Regions from separate parts of the Homo sapiens genome. Here all the other regions are linked to region 1. The links are chromatin loops, found by intact Hi-C in ENCODE. Cell type or tissue: OCI-LY7. All regions are shown on one strand.

The links. Hi-C counts contacts between places; a loop is a spot of excess contacts. Peaks named below come from ENCODE experiments on the same cell type or tissue, not always from the same donor. Only the 100,000 strongest peaks of a DNase experiment are listed, where the experiment ranks them.
Region 2: it touches region 1 in a loop (7-fold over the local background); 2 of 110 quality-filtered maps call a loop at or near these places.
Region 3: it touches region 1 in a loop (6-fold over the local background); 61 of 110 quality-filtered maps call a loop at or near these places.

What each region holds. Positions count from the first base shown.
Region 1 is chr3:192,126,908-192,134,907 of GRCh38, forward strand. No RefSeq gene overlaps it. Among named protein-coding and RNA genes, the nearest start is that of FGF12-AS1, 110 kb to the right of the region's middle. In OCI-LY7, CTCF peaks have their summits at 3,813 (motif pointing right) and 4,012; DNase peaks (open chromatin) are centred at 3,834 and 5,184; H3K27ac peaks cover 1,886 bases.
Region 2 is chr3:192,207,925-192,215,924 of GRCh38, forward strand. The region is part of intron 4 of FGF12 (fibroblast growth factor 12); the gene reads right to left. LOC124906320 (a long non-coding RNA gene) reads right to left here. Exons shown (of 2, transcript XR_007096221.1): 2 at 1-8,000. Among named protein-coding and RNA genes, the nearest start is that of FGF12-AS1, 27 kb to the right of the region's middle. In OCI-LY7, CTCF peaks have their summits at 4,607 and 4,814; a DNase peak (open chromatin) is centred at 4,637.
Region 3 is chr3:192,441,677-192,449,676 of GRCh38, forward strand. All of the region lies in intron 2 of FGF12 (fibroblast growth factor 12), which reads right to left. Among named protein-coding and RNA genes, the nearest start is that of FGF12-AS2, 69 kb to the right of the region's middle. In OCI-LY7, CTCF peaks have their summits at 3,025 (motif pointing left), 3,224 and 7,555 (motif pointing right); a DNase peak (open chromatin) is centred at 2,985.

The DNA of each region.
Region 1 (8,000 bases):
GTTCATATGATGGACTGCCTCTGCTCTTAGAAAACTCTTGGAGACTCAGAGACATCTTCCCTGAGAAAGATAAATTTAATTTCAAACCTGAAAGGAGTTGGTTAATCAAAAAACCAGGGAGCTGTGACAATTTTTAAATTGAGAATGGCAAAAATAAATTGTATTCTGTATAGAGGAAAACAATGAATGCCGCAGACCTGAGTAGAAACATCCAAGTAGAGATTCAATAATGGAAAGGTGTGCCGTAAGGCTAGAACAAAGAGAGTGGCGTTTGCAGGAGGCTCAGAGAAGCAGGAAGGTGGTGTCAAACCAAGTAGCGTACTGAGACTTGGAAAGCATTTTGGATTACAGAAAAGTATTTATGGAAATTAAGGTAATATTCAAATATTATATAAGCAGCTGGATGAGTACTTCACTGGTGTCTTCCAGTGTTTTCATTTTGGGTTTTTTTCTAAATCTGTGCTTCCAATAAGCCACATGTGGCTACTGTGCTCTTTCAATGTGGCTAGTCTGAATTGAGAAGTGCTGTAAATAAAAAACTAAACACCAGGTTGTGAAACCATAGTATAAAAAAGACTGCAGGCCAGGTGCGGTGACTCACACCTGTAATCCTAGCACTTTGGGAGGCCTAGGCTGGTGGATCACCTGAGGTCAGGAGTTCAAGACCAGCCTGGCCAACATGGTGAAACCCCGTCTCTACTAAAAATACAAAACAAATTAGCTTGGTGTGGTTGTGAGGGCCTGTAATCCCAGCTACTCGAGAGGCTGAGGTAGGAGAATCACTAGAATCCTGGAGGTGCAGGTCGCAGTGAGCTGAGATCGTGCCATTGCACTCCAGCCTGGGTGACAGAGCGAGACACACACACCCCAAAAAAAAAAAAAAAAGAAAGTGCAAAATTTCTTATTAACAATTGTATATTGGTTACAGATTGAAATTATGATTTTTGGATATATTGGCTTAAATATCTTGTATTATAAAAATTAATTTTGCCTATTTCTTTTACCTTTTCAGTGTGCTTACTAGAAAAGTTTAAATCATATACATGGCTCCCAATACATATTTGTTGGGCAACACTGTTCTATATTCTTTGCTTCCTGAAAAACCATAGAATGGTGAAGATTTATCTAGAGTGAAGGTTTTGATAACCAAAATTTTCTTCCTATTAAATCTGAACCCAACAGAAGGAGACATTTAGCCTTGAGATGATTTCAACTAGAGTCCCAGGCAGAAAGCCATTTAACTTGATAATAAGCTGTATAGACTTCAGCAGAGCAGTTTAGAAAATTATGTGGGTGTTAAAATATATGCACATATTCCGTTATATATTAACAAGATATGTGCTCAGAGAAGACTCCCACACACCCACGCACCACTTAGAATACTGGCTTACATTTTTCTACCAGTAAAGTCACTTTGAATAAAGGAAGAAAAAAATCGAGCAGTAGTACAGTAAATGTCACATACTGTATAGTTAATTTGCAAGAATCGTTTTGCAGAAAATGAATTTTTCATGAGTATTCTTTAAAATATGTTTTGCCAGGATATTTTTCTTTGATGTGACTAGCTTAAAAATCCCATCACCTTTTACTGAAATTTTATGATTGATCTTTTTCATATTTGAAACAATTTGATGAAAATTTATTAAATTCAGTTTTGTGCCAATCTAGTTAAACAGACTTCATTTCAGGCCTTTAAATGCTTACAGTCCAAGAGAGGGGACTGTGCTCAAAGAAATAAAATAGTGTGAAAAGTTGAAGAATCAAATTACATCTAGGTACAAATGTAACATGATTCTTTCTGAGAGGAACGAAATCAGTTGTATTTATTCTTAAAAAAGAAAAAAAGACTACATATAGTCCAGAAAACCTTAGCTACATTTAAAAACTGTCTCACAAAACCAAAATTTGGAACTGAACCTCAATTATAATAAAATATTTTCTTTGGAGGATCTGTCAAAATAAGACAGTGTATACATGTTCTTGTTGGCATTTTATACCTGGTGATTATTATGTAGGTATTAGAGAAGTAATATTTTTTTCCCAATCTCTTTGAGTCTTCTGTTAATAAATTTTGCAGACTTCGTAGTCAATGTGTCTCTGACATAATCGTGCGTAAAGTGCATTTATGTATTTACAGAGGAAATGGACCATGAATAGCTGTCACTGTGGACTTTCCCCTCAGTGCCCCATTTACTCTGTCATGCTGTAGGTGTTGCTGGGGGAAAAAAGGGTCAGCAGTTTTTGGTGTAGGCATTTTCTATGGTTAGCCAGCTTTTGTATTTCCTTTGAAGCACTAAGCTGTAACGAAAGTTGTAGGATGGCTCTATGATGAGGGCCATTTTTTGGCCAAATTTCTAAATATGAATCAGTGGATTAAACAGAAAGGTTAAATTAGTTTTTCACATCTTCTTTACTTTTTAAAATATTATTTCAAAAACTATAATTTGAAAGTTATACTGTATCACATTTTATATATCCAGGTGTCAACTGGATTAGATGGGGATATTTCACTTTTCCCCCACATCACACAGCATTGGTAGCGTATTGGAATATTTGATATATTAGGTTCATTTATCCTAGGTTTTATATTTTAATTTGTTAAGTGAACTCTGAGGGGGAAAAGGGGAGATTTTCATTCAGGAAAACTGACTAGATAAAATAATTGAAATATAAATAAATGTCATTAAATTTGGGGGGTTTTAAAGAATATCAGGGGTCCTGTCTGGATAAGATGGAATAAACACTGGTGACTCAGTCTTCTGCACTGAATAAAGACTAGACAGATGCAACAGAGCAGCTCTTTGAGGACTCTGATAAATAGAAGGCAAACTGGGGAAGAAGCCCAGAATTCAAATACTGATGAATTTATCATTTTTTTCCTCTAATGCTCACAACCAACACAGCAGTGATCACAAAGGAGTTGGCAGAGAGAGCTTGGGAGAAGCCTAACTCTGGCTTCTTCTAAGAAGTTCTCCCTAGTTCTGGCTCAAGAAGCAAGAAAGGGAACTTAAAATATTCCGAAAGAGTGTGGAAATGTCCTGTTTTATTTTTCTTTCTTTTTTCTGTTCTCCCATGGCCTAGTTCCTATGCAATCCTGTGGAGCCAAAATTCTAGGTGGGGAAAGTTTCTATTAGAGTAGTCCCCCCTTATCTGTGGGGAATATGTTCTAAGACCACCAACGCATGCCTGAAACTACCAATAGTACCAAACCCCATGTATTTTTTCTTACACAACCCCACAATAAAGTTTAATTTATGAATTAGGCATAGTAAGAGATTAACAACAATAACGATAATAAAGCAGAACAATTATAACAATATGCTGTAATAAAAGCTATGTGAATGTAGTCTCTTTCTGTCTTTCTCAGTATATCCTGTTGTCACGTATACACCTATTTTCAGGCTTTGATTGGCCACAGGTAACTGAAACTGCCAAGAGCCAAACCATGGATAAAAGGGGACTCCTGTCTCATATCTTCAGCAGAGGATCCTTGGTTCCAAGAGAGTGAGGCTGACCACCACTGTCGTCCATCTGGATTGTCCTTTCATTGTTTGGACCTGGATGTGGGCACACCAGAAGTGCACCTCAGAGTGGGATAACTAAAACCCTGGCTTCCTTGATATAGAAGGACCCCAAGGAACCAGAAAGTATGAAAGTTATGGAGAAAAAGGAAAACTCAGGAAATCAATTCCAAATAATTGTTTATAAATTTTGGACTCGTTCCCAAGCTTGCACATGTGGATCTGATGTTATTTAGTGTACAAAAGATAGAACTGAAGATACACCACTGCCCAATGTCTGAGACTGGCCACTAGGTGGCACATGAACTGGACTGATCCAAATAGTACTGCGAATGCTTTGAAGACTATGCTAGCATTGCAACCACAGCACACAGGAGAGGCAGATTCGAACTTAAGAGTGAACCTAACCAGGCTGACTCTTACTAAACGAAAATGTCAACATTCTCCATAGGATTTAAAGAAGTCCCAGAGTCTCATAACATAACATAATATTCAAAATGTCCAGGATACAATGAAAAAAATTTTGGTATGTAAACTATCAGGAAAATCTCAACTTTCATGGGGAAAGACAATCAACAGATATAAATATGAAGTAACAAAGATGTTGGAATTATCTGATTCTTGAAACCAAAGGAAAAATAGAAAGTACACAAAATAAATGGAAGCTGTCAAGAAGTACCAAATGAAGATTTTAGAATTATAAAAATAACAACAACAGTAATAACTTCCCCCTCAAAACAAGAAACAAACAAAACAAAATTTAAAACCCTCCTTTGACAGGCTCAGTAGCAGAATAGAGATGACAGAGGAAAGAATCAATGAACTTGAAGAAAAATCAATAAAAATGATTTAATCAGAACCATAGAAAGTTTTCTTAAAAAATGAAAAGTTTAACAGAACATTAGACATCTGTGGGGAAATAACAAAAAAACTAGTGTTTTTGTTATTTGAGTCCCAGAAGGATAGAAGAAAAAGTGCAGTGCAGAAAAAAGTTAAAGAAGTAATCGATAAAAATGTCCCCAAATTGGCAAGAGAACTGGACATAAAGATTCAAAAAGCTCAGTGAATGCCAAACAGGATAAAAGCAAACAAATCCACACCCAGAAGCACTGTAATCAAACTGCTAAAAATTAAAGACAAAGAAAAAAGCCCAGAAGCCACCCAGAAAAAAAAGATTCGTTATCAATAGAAGAACAGTGACATAGCTCAGAAGGAAGTGTTGAAAGAAAATAACTTTCAACTCAGAATTCTATACCCAATGAACGTATCCCTCGGGAATGAAGGTGAAATAAAAACACTTTGAGAAGAAGAAAAACTAAGGGCATTTATTGCCTTGCAGACCTGATCTAAAGGCATTGTGAAAAAAAAAAAAAGCTCTTTAGGATTTTAGGATGAAGGGAATTAATATAAGAAGGAAACATGGAACATTAACAATGAAGGAGGCTGGACACAATGGCTCACACCTGTAATCCCAGCACTTTGGGAGGCTGAGGCAGGCAGATCACTTGAGGTCAGGAGTTCAAGACCAGCCTGGCCAAATGGTGAAACCCCGCCTCTACTAAAAATACAAAAATTAGCCAAGCGTGGTGGCATGCACCTGTAATCCAAACTACTCAGAAGGCTGAGGCACAAGAATCACTTGAACCTGGTAGGCAGAGGTTGCAGTGAGCCGAGAATGTGCCACTGCAGTGCAACAGAGCAGAGCGAGACTTTGTGTTTAAAAAAATAAATAAATAAATACAAAGAAGCAACAATGAAAATGGCAAATGTTTGGGTAAGTATAATAGATTTTTTCCCTAAATAGTGTGTGGGAGTTGAAAGCAGAAATTACAACATTGTCAAATGAGATTTCAATGTATGTATATAATCATGACATAAATAGGAAGCTAAAGTGATCCAAATGGTAGTAAGCTTTCTACATTCAGCCAAAAGTGGTAAAATATTAATTCTAAGTAGACTGTAAAAAGTTAAATACATATATTGTAATCCTTCGTGAAATAACAAAAAAGAAGTCAGGAAACAGAGAAATGAAAAAACAGAAATAACTAACAGAAAACAAATAATAAAACAGTAAACCTAAATCCAAACATATCAAGAATTACATCAAATGCAAATGGTCAAATCACATCTATTAAAAGACACAGATTTTTAGGGTGGATAAGGAATATTAGACAATCAAATTAATCCCTGCTTTGAAAACTGTCTTTGTCTTACAATGAGGAAACAGAGATTTAGAGGAGAAATAAATTGTTCAAGATCCTACAGCAACCAGATTTAGAGGACAGTTTTTCTAAATTCTTAGATATTGCTTCCTACTACTTCACAAAAGACCTTGTCCCAGCCCTCTAGGGTATTGCTGGGATAAAGAATAAGGAAGTGGGAACAGCTAGATTGCATTGTTTCAGGACTGAATTCAGAGTTAAATGTCAGGAGGGTCCTGACCCTGTGCCAGAGGAGTATGTTACTAGGAAAGCCATTGAAAAAGCCCATCATCATATAGGGAGGTAGTCAATAATGGCTAAAGTGGCATCAACCCCATAGGGGTCATACTGGGTATATTAGTCAGGATTCTTCAAAGAAATAGAACTAATAGGATACACACATGCACACACGCACACACACACACACACACACACGGAGGAGAGGGGAGATTTATTATGAGGAATTGGCTCATACAATTGTGGGGGGCTGAAAAGTGTCATGATCTGCCATCTGCCGTCTAGAGATCCAGGAAAACCGGTGGTGTAATTCTAACCCAAGTTCAATGACCAGAGAGCTGATGGTGCAAATCCCAGTTAGGGGAAGAGAATACCTGTGTCCCAGCTCAAGGAGATAGGCAGGAAGCCAAAAGGGGTAAATTCCTCCTTCCTCCACTTTTCTGTCCTATTCAAGCTTTCAACAGATTGGATGATGGACACCCACGTTGAAGAAGACAGTCTACTTTACCGACACTGCTAACTCAGACGTTAATCTCATCTGGAAACATCCTCACAGACACACACAGAAAGAATGTTTCTATTTGGGAACCCTGTGGCACAGTCATGTTGACGCATAAAATTGACCACAATACTAGATCTGACCCAATTTCCAGCATGCTTCTTGGGAAAAAAAGGAAGTGTGAGGCAAATTTCTCTAGGTTTTTCATGAGGAGAGTTGCATACATTCTGACAAAGGCAGAGAAAGTGACCTGGTAACCAGGTATCTTCTTTTGATATATGCTGCTTGCATTCAGCAGGTTCTAAGCAGTGAAACTCAGAGTAACCTATGGTGAATTTCTGACTTCCCCTCCCTTATTGTTGGAGCAAGTCGAGGAATTTTATGAGACAAGTTGTGTGTCTGCTGGAAAGAATAAGGGCAAGGACTAGAGAAATATAGGGTACATGGACTTAAATAGTAAAATACAGAAACACGCACTATTGAATTACCTAGCTTTCTAGCTTTCTGGAGGAGACACAGATTTCTGTTTTCTTCCTTATAATGGGTTCAGTCAGTGTACATGTAATTGAGGAAGAGTCATATGTTACCTCTTTGTTTTTAGAGTGTAGTGCTGGGCGAAGAAAAAGAAATAAAACACAAGTGTGACAGTTTTGGTTGCAGGAGACAGTGTGCTCTGAGTAAAAGTGTGAAAAAAGCTATTGTAATTTAATTTTGTCCTGAGAATGGGTGCTCAGATGCAAGAGAATAAATCTGACTACTCATGAGCTAAGAGACATTCTTAGCCAGGACTATATTGTCAGGGGAAAGTGAACTCCTTTCCAAGTGACAGAGAAGTCTGTCTTAACATATTCTCACTACTAAATAAAGTAGCATTGTGAACCATTACAGCAGAAGCAAAAAATATAACTTTATTTTTGTAAAGGTCCAGATTTTAAATATATGCTGTTAATAATTTGGGGGGCTACCATTTCAAGACGGTGGCCACATTTATTAACCTAATTCAGATCCAAATATTTTGTTCATAAAGTAAGCACTCACATAACGCGATTGCTTAAACAAGTATCTCTCTGGATTCAGACAGAAGAAGTTGTCCTTGAATCAACTCTGAATATTTGGGCAACATCTTAATACAAGGCCCAGCTCCGTATCAAGAAATCTTTAAATATATCACTACAACACCTCTAGGAGATTAGGCATGATGCTGAAATATGGCAGGGACATTGCAGAAACTTAGCATCTAATATCCCCTGCTATTAAAATTGTCTAAACCTTGTCATAAGAGAGTCTTCTACTCATAACTCTCATGCACATTTACAACTTAAAATTTCTCTGGAAAGTTGACTTCAACCAGCCTTGACTAGGCACTTAATAAATGTTAACTACGGTTTATTAAGGGTTCATTCAGTGGAGTGATTCTCAAATCTGCAAGAAAGAATCACCTGCCTTTACTCCAAACTGATTTCATCAGGATTTCTAGGGGTGGGGCCTAAGCCTCAGTATATTTTTTAGAAGTTGTCAGGTAATTCTAATATGCAGTTGAGG
Region 2 (8,000 bases), 81 kb after region 1:
AGCAGAGGAAAATCCTACTTAGGGCCAGATAAATTACAGGGTAATTATTTCCACTGCAGAAACATTCTCTGCTTCATAAAAGGATTCATTTTAGGATCCCAGAGTTCCTCTAAATAGCAAGTTTCTTAGTGCATTTAGGCATCCCTTTACAGCTCATTAGCTACTTGATAGAGGCGGAGAAAGTCAAGAAAATCCTAAAGATGTACTTTCAAGTGTTCTTATTAAAAATCTTCATGGATGAAAATAAAATGTTTGAAGTTATCATTTTTCAATGAAAAAGGAAATTTGATTTATAAAAGCACTTCGATGTGATTTATAGAAACTAGAATAAGAAGAATGTCTGTTACGATATTCCATAGAATGCATTTCACAAATTTCAGCCACCATAACTCAAAACACTGTAGGGAGTGTGACAATATGAGTAGTCAGATTAATAGAAATAGCTAGAAATACAGCTGTTTAGCCACTGAATAAGAACCTCTATTGTCTTTAAGCCTGAATCTCATACATAGTTTTATGTTAAGTGCTTCTCTCTGTCCACAGTTTCTCATCAGATGAACTATGTCCTTTGCTACATAAATTAAAGAACATGTTGTAATTTGGATATTTTATATATATACACCAAATTATAAAAGAAAAACTATTTTAATCTCATTATATTGAATTTTCTTGTGAATAGATATTTCACGAGAATACATTATTAATATCAACGGAGTCACTTCCAGAATGCAAATAAATGTAGAATAATTTCAATTTTAAAACAAAAAACACTGTTGGGAACCCTCTTTGAGGAATGCTTTCAGAGCATTCTTTGACCTATCTTTACTGGGAGCAACTCCTTTGTAGTGAATTTACTTTTTCAAAATAGACAAATTTCAATTTGAGCCAAATGCTTCTCAGTTGCCACGTGAGAGGTATCTAACTTAGCTACTGTCTATAAGTGTCTCACTCGGCATAAAGTGTAGTATTAGTGTTCCTTGTAGTACCTTCAGTTGAACTAGTTCAGAGAATTCCTTGTTGATAAAAGCATGTGGCAGAAACTGACAACTGTCTTTCAGTATTCATTCTTTTCTAATGTGTTTGATAACAACACACGTTTTTATACTTGGCTACATTACTTAAAAAGTTAGACAATATTTACCATTCTTCCTTGTAGCTATATGTAGTCATCTGACTAAATTAAGGCTAATATGATATAAATGAATATATATTATGGGACTTTCAGAAAAGCTGATTTAAATGAGTTGATTTGGCTTAGAGGAAAACATTTTCTCCCCTACTTCTTCCAGCTATTGCCACTACCACCACCACCATCATCATCATTTTCATCATCATCATGAAATGTGGATGTAATGGCTAGAATTCCAGCAGCCATCTTGAATCAAGAGGTGATGAAAATTATCAATGAGGATGGGAAAACAGAAAAATAGAAAGCTGGGTTCCTAGTGTCCTCTGGGAATCCTGTGCTAGCTATGGACTGTAGACATTCAGATCCCTTTTTATAATAGAACAAGCTTCTGCCTTGTTTAAACCACTTTTAGTTTGTTTAAAGTGAAAATTAATCTTAGCTGACACAGGTTATATCAAAAGAGAATGTATTCTTGTCTACATAAATTATCAGGATAAACATGCACAAGATGAATTAAGGTGAAGTGTTTTGTCATTCTGAATTTTCTAGCTTCACAAATAATGATGATGCAAATAAGAATATCCCCTCACATCAGTACAGGATTTTAGAGATAGGATACAGGATTTTAGAGATAGGAATTTTTATATCTGTGACCACATTTAATCTTTGAAGTAACTCTGTAATAAAGCAGAAGGACTTCCATTTCCCATACAAACAGATGATGAAATTAAGGTTGAGCTATCTGCCTCAGGTCAAACAACAGCAGTTGGTACAGCCAGAAACCAAACGTTCTTGACTTAAAATGTATTGCTTTCCTATTGATAACTTGCAGGTTCTACACGTGAACATTAGTCACATGTTGTATACCATTCACTACCTGACTCACTTACGTGCTCCTTTGATTAAAGATAAAAAAAATAGCTTTCATAGTTTTTCACTGGGCTTCTGTTTTTGCCATGGTGCAGTAACAGTGACTAGATTTAACTTCCCACTTTAAACAACCAAAAATTATACCATATATGAAACAATGATTTTCAGATGTTGGGAAACATGCAGTGTACAACTGTGATCCTTGAGAGAAAAAAACATAGTGAGCATTGCCCCAGAAGGAAATGTCTAGACAGCGGCACAGAAAGAAAGAACACAAACAGCCAAGGAGATTCACTGAGCTGAGGAAACAGAAACTGGATTTCAGGGAGCCAGGGGAGGCAAGGTGGCTAGAAGTTGGGTGTCAGTGTATCAGATTAAAAGAAGTCAGTAATTTAGACGAATACTGACCTGCATATGTGTGAGAGGAAACTACCCAAGGCTATGGGAGAAAAAAAATACACAAGAAAAAAGCCAGATAATTCTTGGAGCTCACACAGAGCCAAGAGTAGTTCATGTCCCCACAAAGGTGGACAGACCTGGTAATATATGGGGCTTTGGCTGGAGCTCTAAGAAGGGTATAACTAGTTTAATAAAATTCTAGGAAAGTCAACATAGAGTACACAGAAAAGAGATGGAAGAATAGAAAGTTACACAGTAACCTAGGATTTTATGAACTTGAACATAAATGACAATTGCAGCACTTCTGTTTGACCTCGGTATTTGTCATAGAATTAAATTAAATTTCTACATATCGGATATAGCAAGGAATAGAGATAAAAGTCTTTACCATCGCGGAGCTTATATTCTAACGAGAGTAGAAGAGAGAGACAGTCATGTAATAAATATTATATTGGAGGAAATGAGTGCTATTAGAATATAAATGGGGGTAAGGTGTTGTGAGAAAGAATGTGGCAATTTTAAGAAGTTCATAAATTCATCAAGGTAGATGAGACCAAAGACAGTGATGAGGCCAGGGTGGCTGGAGGCAACGAGAAGAACAACAGGAGAGAAGTCAGAGATGTATTGATGGGTTAGATCCTGTAAGCCATTGTGAAAACAGGAGAGATTGCAAGGTTTAAAGCAGAGGTATGACATAATGTCTCATATCTCGAAAGGATACTCTTCCTGTTGTTTGGATTAGGCTCCAAGGGTGCAATGGTGGATTCCCACCACTAAGGAGGATATTACAGTATTCCAGAGGAGAAGGACTGAAAGCTTGGATTTGAGGGGCACTCTGGACAAGGTGAGAAATGGTCAGATTATGCATATAATTGAAAAAACAGAGCCATGACAATGTTCAAATATTATATGTGGGATATAAAAGAAGAGAAGAATCCAGGATGCTTTTGAGAGTTGTGGTGGTTTTTAAGCAACTAAAAGGGTAGAGTTGCCATTAACGACAAAGGAGAACACTTTGGATGGAGCATAGTAGAAGAGAAGATCAATCCTGGACATGAAAAAATCAATGGCGGTTTAGTGTGTGATACCACAATATTGTGATTTATTTGTTTATTTTTTTGAGACGGACCCTCGCTCTTGTGGCCGAGGCTGGAGTGCAGCGGCGCAATCTCGGCTCACTGCAAGCTCCGCCTCCCAGGTTCAAGCAGTTCTCCTGCCTCAGCCTACCGTGTAGCTGGGATTACAGGTGCCCCCCACCACGCCTAGCTAAATTTTTGTATTTTTAGTAGAGACGGGGTTTCATCATGTTGGCCAGGCTGGTCATGAACCCCTGACCTCAGGTGACCCACCTGCCTCAACCTCCCAAAGTGCTGGGATTACAGGTGTGAGCCACCGTGACTGGCCTTTATTTTTTGTAAACATAAAAATATTGTAAAATATTGTTATTTTAACAATACATTTTAAAGAAGGTATTAGATCTGCTGCATGGTCATTTTTAAATGCTTTAAAAAAGACATAATACAAAATAGCTTTCCCTTTCAAATAACATAATAAATCCTACATAATTGCATATTTTAGAAGAAATAGGAAAACACGAAAGTTTAGACTCTTGCTACAAAGTGAAGTCTCTCCCACATTAAACACAGGAATGTTAAACAGCCTATAGCGTTCTCCCAAATAGCCCATTGTGCAACTTGAACAACATGTATTTGCAATTTAACTTCTGTTTTGCCTAACTTCTTTTTCAAATGCATCCTCTCTGTGTTGCAACACTGTCACTTATACAGACGTGCACAGCAGGGCCTACCTTTAAATACTGAAATCTCTGAGAAGTTGATTGCTCTTCCAATCACTTATCTGGCTGCAAACCGCTGAGTTGTTGCCATGATTAACAGTTATTCTTTCATAGACAATAAAAACAGGAAGGTTATATAGTGAAGATTTAAAGCTAGAAACAAATATATTGATAATGAATACGAACACTGTCATTTTGCAGCTATGAAAACTGAGGACAGTGTAGGGAAGAGATTTCCCATAAAACGTCAACTCTGATTTAGTTCAGGCAGTTAGTTTCAGGAAAAAAAAATGTATTAAATGTGTTATGTAAAACGGTGTGGGGAGAAGAATGGTTAAGTTTAAATAACTTGTTATTTAGAAGATGGTAGGTGAAAAGAAATACATATATATTTGCTGCTGTCTGTCTGCCCCCTATACTCCACTGTGTGAAAATGCAGTAAACTGGGCTAATAACTTATAGCACAATTTGCACAGTCAAAATGAAGGTTTCTGCTAGATACCATTAAACTCAAAGGTCACATTTAATATAAACCTTTTATCCTGCCTGGACTCAAAGCAGTTTCAGGATTTGTCATTTAACAGTCATAAATAATGTGCCTCATTTTGTGGCATCCTGGAGACTGAGAATCTCTCATATTTTCTTCTCAACATTAAAATTCACAAAAATGGGGGGGGGGTTAAAAAAAGAAATAAAAAGATAACTTGGTAATTTCTGTTGATAATTTCAAAAGCTGGTCCTTGAGCTTTGGTGGAGACAATCTCGTTAGCATCAGTGATGTGTAATACAATAAAGAGAAACACACAAAAATCAAACACCCTGTCTGGAGTGGCAGCTGCTCTTGTCAGAGCTATCTGTCTCGTGCCAGTCCCAGAAGTGCAATGGTACCAATGGTCTTTGTCCCATGTTCTTCCTGCAGCAAAACTTGTCAGGTTATGATGTGCCAATCTTTATCAATGTCTACAGTTCTGCACAAGAAGGTTCCTCACAGAACGTGCTTACGCTTCTGGGCAAGAAAACGCTGTGTGCTGTCACTCTTCCTTCCCCCTTGTAAGCACAATTGTCCCAGCAAGCGAGCGCCAGAGCAGCTGAAGGCGAAGGAGAGCATCTGCCTATTTCTAAGTCTTGGTTATCTGAAAGCGTCTCCAATTCTTTTTTTTTTCCCTTTTTTTTGGAAGCTGCTTTTGTAGTCAGTAGGGAGCTCTGGATGAATCAGAATAGGAATTACCCTTTTAAGAGGGAACACCTTCTACTTGTTTGAAACTCTAAATCCAATAACACTATTTCCAGACATGAATTAAGCTCTTTAAATTGATAAATGCTCATATCATTTTATTTTCTCATTTATAAATATGCATCTCATTTCATTCGCACAGCCATTTCCAGAGTAAGTATTATTTTTCCACTATAGTGATGATGATACAGTTTTCAAATAAGTCAAGTGACTTATCTGAGATCGCCCAGCTTAGAAGGGGCAAGACTAAGTCTTAGATCCAGTCTAGCTCTCATTTTACTTCATTTTAACTGCCTCATTTCAGGAAGTTACAGTTTCTATCACTATAGGAGTTTATCCTCCAGAGAGTTGAAGAACCATAAGAACTGTCTCTCTCCGTGGCTCAACAGATAGATTGAACACAGCTCACACTACTCACAGGCCTGTGATTCAGCCAAATTGTTCCTTATTTCATGTAGCTGTGGTGACTCTCAATAGATTGGATCTTCGTGGCCCATTTATTCCAATGCAGCTTTCAGTTTCACTGACCGTTGTGGAAGCTGTGGGCATTTGACTGTGAGTGAGCTCTGATTCCAGGGTTGGGGAACTTCCTGGAGTACCAGGGCATGAAAGACCCAAGTCAAGAAAAGGGAGGGGCTTTTTTTTAAAAAACTGTTACTTTTCTCCCTGTGTGTCCATGTAATTTACAAATATTATAACGCTCGTTACTAGAATGCCAAACTGAATTAGGTCATTTCTCAATCTAGAAGATGCTTTTCCTTCGACAGAGACGGGAACTGTAACATTTACCAAGAAACTATATGATTGTGTGTCACGTTTTACATTTACTAATTCATTTTTGTTTATTCTTCACAATAACCACGTGAGATCAGTGTTATACTCATTTTACTGCTTAGGAAATTCAGAGCCAGAAAAGGCAAGATATTTTCTCAATATTTCATGTTTAATAAATGAGAGAACCCAGAACCAAAGCTAGAAATAATAACAGTGAATCTCTGAGTAAGCACAGTAACATTTCTTCCATGAATCTTGGTGTGTTTTACTTTTTTATTTGCAAATGTTCTCCTGGGGGAGGTAATGGTACTGTCAAATATTTTTGCTAACAGAAGATGTGGAATGAGAAGAGACAAGTGACACATAGGTCACCATCATCAGATGCTCCAAATAGGTCTATATGTGTGTTACAGTAGAAAAAAGGAGCTCTAACTACAAACTGGCTTCCAGATCAGTCACATTTTCCTGTGTTCCACATAGTTTCAGTTGTTATGATGAAGCAACTTACCCACGAGCAGAAATAAGCATGGAGAAGGCAAATTGGTAATTGACATGTTAAAAGTTGTTAAAAATGCCAACTCATAAGCATTGTTAGTCCAAGGCCAACAGCTGTCTTAAATATCAACATTAGGATGAAGCTAAATAGCACACACATCTTTGATCACATAAGAATGTTTGGAGAAGAATGATTTTAGGAACTTGCATTATGTAAAGAATAATATTTGTCAACTTAAATGTAGTTACATGAAAACAATTGTTTTAGGTACTCTCACATGTAACCCAGTTGCCTCCTTAGGAATGAATTTATTCCACAGCTGCTGGGAGAACTGCTGGAAGAAATTCTTCATGCTTTCAGCTCCCCCCAGATCTGCTTAAGAGAGCTGCCTTACAATGACTAATCGACATGGAGGTATAGGGGCCAATCCTCTTCAGCCTAAATCAGAGGATGCTTACGTTGTCATCGGCTCTTCCCGAACTCTCTACAGGAGTGAATGGCTGTGTTCTCCCATCAAAGCTTCATCCTTACTCACAATTCCCTCTGCTGAATCCTGTTTCCTTGTCTTCCCTTTCCTGGCTTTCCCTCGAAGGTGTTGATATCATTTTCATTCTCAAATAACCCCCACCTGCCCATTAGACTCTGCACTAATCTCTGTCTCAGAGTCTGTTTTTCTGAGCCAATGAAGAAGGGAGAGAGGAGAAATACTTGGTACTCATCACCCAGCAATTTAAAGAAGTCTTTCTTACCCTCACACCACTACTGCTGGTTGCTAAACCTTAGCACTATAATTGATGGACCTCACATGGCAATTATTCATTGGAGCAATGGTGCTTCTTCAGTTAAGATTTTTACTTACTACACATTATCTGTAGCATTGGGCCCAAATGTAAGTGCTTGGCTAATGGTTATATGGGTCTTAAAGGCCAAAAAGCCATAAATTCAATACTACTTTAAGGCTGACAGCTTCTCCACAACACTCCTGCCGACTCTGTACCTATTATCTCCTAGCAGGTCTTCTGTTAGGAAGTTCTCATTGTCTCTCCAAATAGCTCAGAGCCATCTCTGTACAGATTAGACTGCTCTCTCTTATTTCCTCCAAAACCTTTTTCCCCTGTAGAAGAAATTCTGCCAATCTTTTACTGGTGGTAGACATATAAAACAAAGCCATTTCTTTGATATAATTCTTCAATGACATAAAAACAACTTTCTAGTTTCCCTAAAAGTCTCATCTAACGTCCAGCTTTTTATTATTCTTTCCTCACAGGAATTAATTTTAAGACTCCTCCTTCTTCACTTTGCT
Region 3 (8,000 bases), 310 kb after region 1:
TTCTTCTTGTCCAAGAGATAGCAAGAGAAATTCCACTTTAGGAAACACAATTGTTTAACAAGTGAGTCCTTAGCAATTCTAAGGCCAGAATCTTGTGAGCAGATACGGAAAGGTACCAATTACCTCTCAAAGACTGGCCTGGTTTCCCAGTGAACAATTTCATCCATTACAGAATTTTCCTGTTTGTAATCCCAAGGTCCATACTTGTACCAGAATTTTACTCTCTAGGTTAGATGAACTCATTATAGCTTAAGTTTCCCTTAGAACGACAATAATAAAACTGCTATTGCTGCTGACTCACTTTAATGCCAACAATTGTACATACATTTTAGAAGCCTAATTTTGATTTACAGTAACTATATAGATCAAAATTAGAGCATTGTTGAGTGAGACTTTCTTTTGCCCACAGGACGACCAACTAGAGACAGAGGACAGAGGACCTGTAGTGCAAAATAAACTGCCAGAGGTGAATGATTCAAAGAAGTCTGTGACATGACCCTTGTATTCAAGCTCAGTGGGCAGGGAACACATGTCTCTTGTTCACCTCTGTATGTCTGTGCATTCATTGGGCTGATATATATCCAGTGTTTACTACACTGCATTGCGCACTGACTATATAGTGAAAAACAATGGTTTGTGGATGAAAGCTGCTTCCAGTATAGCACTGGGCTTGGCACAGTATGGACATCTACTGATTATTAATTGAATAAATGCATGAGACAATTAAGTGAAATCAGCAATATTATAAAAGAAAAGATAATAGACTCAAGACAGACTAAGATGTTGGTGAGTCTAGTTGGATTCTATAAGTTTTAGGTGCCAGAGGGAAAAGAATCTGAAGATGCCCAAACAAGTTACAGATGTACTGTCTATCTGGGACAGAGAAAAGAAGTCAAGATTACACACATGTTTTTCTTTGGAGAGAAGATGATAAAGAAATGTGAATATCATCACACTGGTGTATGTAATCAATTCTGAATTAACCTTCAGTAAACCCAAAATCTCAGTATTTACATGAATTCTTTTATTCAGATGGTACCAAAATAATGCTGCCTGGTAACTGAGATGAGCCCTAGCTAAAGAACCTGTTATTGTTTTCAGATAGAGAAATGGGAGCCACATGTATTCTATCTTTTTTTTTTTTTTTTTGAGACAGAGTCTCATTCTGTCACCCAGGATGGAGTGCAGTGGCGCAGTCTCGGCTCACTGCAACCTCCGCCCTCCGAGTTCAAGCGATTCTCCTGCCTCAGCCTCCCTAGTAGCTGGGATTACAGGTGCCTGCCACCATGCCCGGCTAATTTTTTGTATTTTTAGTAGAGACGGGGTTTCACCATCTTGGCCAGGCTGGTCTTGAACTCCTGACCTCATGATCCACTTTGCCTCAACCTCCTAAAGTGCTGAGATTACAGGCGTGAGTCACCGTGCCCGGCCGTGTCTTCCATCTTTATTAACAAGATCTTTGATTAAGCTGAAAGAAGGAGTTTTATTTGGGAAGACTGGATTTCAGTTGATACAACACAGAGAAATTCAGACATTTTCAAGCATATCCATCCTCTTTGGAAAATACGTAAACATCATAGTATTCAGAGATAACCTTAAGTGAGGTTTTCACTGCTTTGTACAATTGTGTCACTGTAGCTCCTATATCCACAACTGAGTTGTGATAGAATGGAATATTCTTTTCTGCTCTTACATACAGATTTTAAATGTGGATAATAATATAGAAGATAGATATTTTATAAAAATATAAATAACTTAAGTATTGCAGGACAGTAGTAATAAGTAGGGCTGGAAAGGTTGTTGGAGAGCTTTGAATACCTAGGTTAGTATTTAACTGTATCTTTCAGGCCATTGAAGATTTTGAAAAGCAGTTGCAACATAATCAGCATTCTGCTTCAAAACTTACAGCTAATAATTTTGTTTTGGCTCAATATTTAAAATAACATTTCGGTTAAGACCTGAGTTCAAAATGTCTCTCAATATACCTTATAAGTTATGAAAACAAGCAAAAAAATTTAAAGATGATTTCCAGCTCAGCAAAATCTGCATTTTCATTTGGACTTTGCTTTACCCTTTTCACAATTATTTATTTGCTTCACACAAAATAAGCCAGGATGGAAATTCCCCATCATGGTCAAGTTCTGCTCCATGATGCACACACAAGGTTCTGTAGCTTATGGGAACCAGGAGAATAGCAGGTGGGGCAGGTAGCAACAAGAGAGCTCAAACAGAGTGGCTGAGAAGCACTGGCGCTGCAAGGTGCAATGCTGGCCCAATGTCAGGCACTGGGCTTATCCAGGACTTACAGACCTCCTCTCAACTCAGGACCATGGATTCTCAGAGTTCCGGAAGTCCCTATAGTGCCATAATAAAGTAATAATTCTTCACCAAACCACAGACATTTGCATGGACTTTAACGAGTTGATTGTGAGGAAGAAATAGGAAAATGACCATCAGTCTGGCCGCCTTGAGTTCCGTAGCCAAGCCCTAAAACCAACGCCCAGCCTGCCACAGTGTGTGACATCACCCATATCCCCTCCAGTTCTCTCCGGTCTGACCTTGACAGCTGACCTTGAAAAAAGGAGAAGAAAGATTTGAGCTCACTTTTTTTCAAACCTGAATTCATCATCCGCCACAATTTCCTTCTCTCTTCACACCTTCCAACATTTCCCATTCAGTAGGTTTATTAGAAGGATTCCATGCTTTTGACTCAGCCCTCTTTGTTTGTTCCTTTTGTCTTTTTTTTTATCTTGCCTTTCTGTGAAACTGTCTTTGTTTCTTCTAGTTAGCCAATTGATCCTAACATTGCTTCTGGAACAAGATAATGTGACCTTCAGCATTAGACAAGACTGGAACCAGTGGGGAAAAAAGCAGAGTATATTGTCATTCTATGTTCTAAGAATAATTCAAACAAGCCTATGCCATAATGCTGACAGGATCTCCCCAGATTCTCTCAGCTTCTAGACACCATCACAGCCCTGCTTGCTACGCACAGGAGGCCAGGAGTGGTGGGCGAGCGCCACCTCGTGGACATGAGGGAAATTGCTTCCCTCTGCGAATTAGACTGTGTTTCGGCTTAGCTCTCAAAACACGTTTAAGAGAATTGTATTTTTAAATGGCTTGAACACCTTCCAGTCAGTGAAGCGAAGCCTGAATTCATGAATTCTCTATCTTAGGGATTCTCTGAGTAGCAGGAGAAATATCTGTACGGTGAATCCGTCCTCAGGTAAAATTTAAGGTGAAGGACAACAGTAGCTTCGCTTCTTTAAATAAAAGATTTGTAACAGAAATTTAAAGAAAGAAAAAAGAGCACTAATTATGCAGATTGCATTCAAGTTAAAATTTACATAGTATCTGGGCAGTAAATTCCACCATGCTTTAAAGCAGAGCACTAATTACTACTCTTCCATTAAATCTTTCCTGAAGAATCTCTTCTATCTTTGAAACTACCATCCATTTTGCAAAAACAAGTTACCTTTTCATATTTAACACCAGCAATTCACAGAGGAGTGTGATTTATAGACATTTGCATTGAAATAACCTATACTTTTTTGTTGTAAGTGCAGCTTCTTAGGCCCTACCCAACATCAACTGAATTAGAATTTCTGGGGCTGAATCCCAGGAAGGGGCATTTGAGGTTAGCATCTAGTTGATTCTCTTGCACACTGTGCGCTCCAGTTAGAGACCCCACTGCTTTCTTCATTGAATCCAGGAATTAAGCAATTTAGGAATAGAATTGCCATTGTTCTTGCAAATTACACTATTACTAGTTTTTTATAGCCCAGCTTCCTAGAGCATCTCATCTAGAAAGCTTTCCCAATTTATTCTAGAAAATTCAAACAGATGCCTTTTCCTGAGTCCTTCACCCCAAGAACATCCTTATCCAGGGGTCGTTTTACTCCACCTTCCTATTTTAGCTCATCAGAGATCCATATCTTCACCTAGAAATTCTGAAAGGTGGGGGTCTCTCACGCTTCTCTTTCCATGGGCTTTCAGAATACATGCAGCAGCGTTTTGCACGTGGCAAGGTTTAAAGAGTTCATCCCAAACTCTTATGAGTTTGCTCTTGGAATCCTATGGATTCAAATAATTAGCCAAGCAAAAAGATTGGCAGCACGGCCACCAGAAAACAAACCTCCCACCTTCCCTAAAGTGGCAGAACAGCTGCCACCAGTAGAACAGAGTTGTTCCTCTCCTCTGCCACTCAGGCACCGTGACTGCAGAGTTATCCAGACACACCAATCATTTTGCAACTGCTTGGCTCTCTGCAGTGCCCCAGGAATTCTAAGCAACAAAGGAGACAGTCATCTGTTCCACAGCCTAGCAATTGTGTCATTAAACAAATTGCTCCATAACGTCAAAAGAGGCATTCTTTGTGACAGCCAAGTGATATAATTTGTCTTGATTCCAGACATGGGAGACATCTGTCTCGAATTCATGCCTGTCATTTGAAGTTGCAAGTTTATCTACAGAAAAGTGAGACTATACCCAGACACTGAACAGAAATATAAACATTAAGTGACTACTTAAAAAGCTATAGTTTTACCCTTTTAGCACAAATACAGGGAAATTCTTTCTAAACTATATGGCTGTATACCAAGTGAAAAACATAGATTGGTATTCTCTCAACAAAACTGCTTTCAGAATCGGCAATTCAGTTTGCCTGAACTGTTGGAACATAACAATAGATGCAGGTTAAACACACAGTTCATTTAGCTCAACACATCCGTTTCTAACAGTGATGTATCACGGAAGCATTAAATTAAGCAAATGCTCGTTGAGCACCAAGTTATGCAATGAACCATTAGATGCTATGGAATTAAAAGAATGACAACATGTATCAAATTGGGCAATTCACAGATGGCCTCGTAGAAGTTCTGCTTCCCGTGGGTCTTTAAAGATGCATAGTCTGACAGTAGTCAGCAAACAGAGATGGTCTTTCCTTTCTACTCCTCTCCATTGTCTTTCCAGTGAGGTCAGCATCTACATGTGTAACGCATCCAGCACCAGCCGTCAGACCACCGGCATCCTCACCTTGAATAATATTTTCCTCCATCCTGCCTCACAACTCGCATCCAAGGCAAACATGGACATACACCACCTCTGAAATCTTCATCTGAAACATCCAACTCTGACTCACCTCCCTCCTGTCCTACAGTATTTTCTTCCACCACTTCCCAACAATTCCTCAGTCTTCCTGAGATCCCTAATCCTTCGTTCTCACTCCCGTCCACCATCACGTGTCCTGTCCTTTTACATTTGGCAGATTTCTATTCATCTTTTTAGTCTTTGCTTAAACAAAACTTTAGCAGCAATAATACTGCACCTTTAGATTGGATGTGATCTCCCTTGTAGATAAACTTTCCTAATACTCTTAATTTTTTCCCATCTTCAACCTAATCAGTCTTTAAGACAATCGCTTATTTATTGTCTTCCCCAGTAGAGGAAATAGTAATCAAGGGAAAGGAAATCACAGCCACTCATTTGTTGCTGTGTTCCTAGAGTGCTTGGCTGATAACCGATGCTTGAAAACTGTTTAATGAATTAACAACAACAAAAGAGAAAACCCAATTTGCTCAAGGCACAGGGAATATTTGTAGAAGGAGGGAGAATCCAGGATACAGACTCAGATTGGTGCCATTTTCTAGAGTACTTGAGCATTAGGTAATGGGAAACATTGGGGTCTTTAAAGATGAAGACGCTCTCCAAATACTCATTTTTTTTCAATAATTAGTACAGCTGATTATTAAAAGTGTTTATACGTTTATTGCAGGAAATCTGAAAAAACTTAGTGAAGTAAAAAGAAAAATCACCCATTTCTGTAGTACTGCTAACATTTGATGCATTTTTTTCTACAAATTTTCTAGACATTTGGTTTACATAGTGGCAATAATACAGTGCATTCAGACTTGGACTCTAATCTGTTTCCTCTCAACGCTGTAACCTAAGCACTCTTTTCTCATCACGTAAAATTTTTTAGTAAACTTACGTAATGACTACTTAACATTAAATCATTTTACCATTACACAGTATACTTATCATTTTCCCATTTTTAAAAACTTAAGTTTTACCCATAAATGTTTTATTGAAAATATTACATAGATCAAGCACACAAATCTTTTCTCTATGAAACTGACAAATGTCTACTCTTACATAGCTACCACGCAGATCAAGTATTTGACACAGCAGCATCCCAAAGTCTCCTATATGTCCCTTCTCAGGCAATACCCCCAAAGGTAATTATCATTCTGACTTTTAGCACCATAAATTCGTTTCGCCAGTTTCTGAACTTCACAGCCCTTTTTGCCTGACTTCTTTCGCCCAATGTTATGTCTTTGAAATTCATCCAAGCTTTTGTATAAGTAGTTTATTCATTTTCATTTCTTCAAAGTATTTTCATATATATATGTGTGTATACACATACACATATAAGCACACATTTATATGTACTACACTCCATCCAAGCCACGGAAGGACACTTGGGTTATTTCTACCTTGCAGCTATTAAATTCAGTTCCTGTTATTAGCCATGCTTCAGTCTAGTCATACTGTTAGCATAAAACACCTCTTAATGAAATGAGCTGCAGAAATCTACCAAGGATGTGGAAAACTGTTTTCTTTTGAACATGCCTTAGTTGTTCTGCACTCTGCAAAAAATTCATTTTCTGATGTTAGAGCTAGACAACCAACTCTAAATCAATTTCTGCTTATCTATTATTTACTCCTAGTGTCAAATGTGTGAGTTATTGAAAAGCAACTAAATATAAAAGAAAAACATCCCCCTGAAAATTGGGAGGGAGGGGTAACAATATACCAGAACTGTAAGCAGGACAGAGACATGAAAGGTCCAAAGCAAATATGCATTTTGCCCAAGTGACGGCACTTTGACAGTATACTAGGCTTGAGTGATACTATGCTTCAATTCTAAGTTAGAGGCACAGGTTGTAGAATCTGAAAAACCTGGAACTGATTCCTGGATTATTTCCTTCTGTATGGTCTTAGAAAACTACTTTACCTCAGCTCCTCATTTTAAAAACAGGGCCAGTAATATAAATATCAGCATGAGTAAATGTATTCTGGCATATCATTAGATTTCAATAAATATTATTTTTTATACTGATGAATGGCCACCAATATGCCATACAGTTTAGCTTAGAAGACCCAAATAAGTTTAAATTCAGGTGCAATATTTCCCAAATATAATCTTAAAATAAATTCCCTAAAAACAAGAACAGCAGACTTGCTGCAGCAGAATCAGTCTGATCCAACTCTGGCACTGTACATTTATGTCAGTATCATGTTTAATTACAGTGAATCATAACTATAGCAACAGTATATTTTTGTATTCTGTTTTAGTGTACACAAAGGCTTTTAAAATCAAATCTCATTCAGTCCTTCCGATACCTGCGGGGATCTGTCCCTTCCTCTATGCAAGTTATCAATTTATTGTGTCTCAGTTCAAATCCATCCTTCATTACCTACTTGGCAACAATGGCCTTGAACCCTTTAAGTCTCTGTTCTTTGCAGCAAACACAATATTAAGCTTTGTCACTAGAGGGTGCTGGAGGAAGTGGTTTCTCTCCCTGCTTCCAGTTTACTTCTATATTGATTTTCTTGTTATTTGTTTTGGATGGCCGTCAGCAGCTAATTTGTGAGGGGAATACTCACAAATTGTGGTGCTCACAGACCCAGAATGTGAAGCCCCTTGGTAAGCTTGCGTCCCCAGTTTCAGCTCAGTGATCATCTTGCCATGGATCTCCCAATGTGGACACCATGCATCCCAGGTTCCACAGCACCCTGCTGTCGGGTAAGCTCCTGTGCACCTGCCAGGGCTCACTTCCTGCAGGGCTTATGCATTCTTAAGCATTGGACCCCTCTAGAATGCAGTTTCTCCAACGCCCCATTCCTACAGACGAAGGCTTCTCTATCCCTTGGTTCTTGTAGCATCTGGTGACCAACAGTGCCCAGCAGAAAACGGTTGCACCCAGCACTGACTCTGG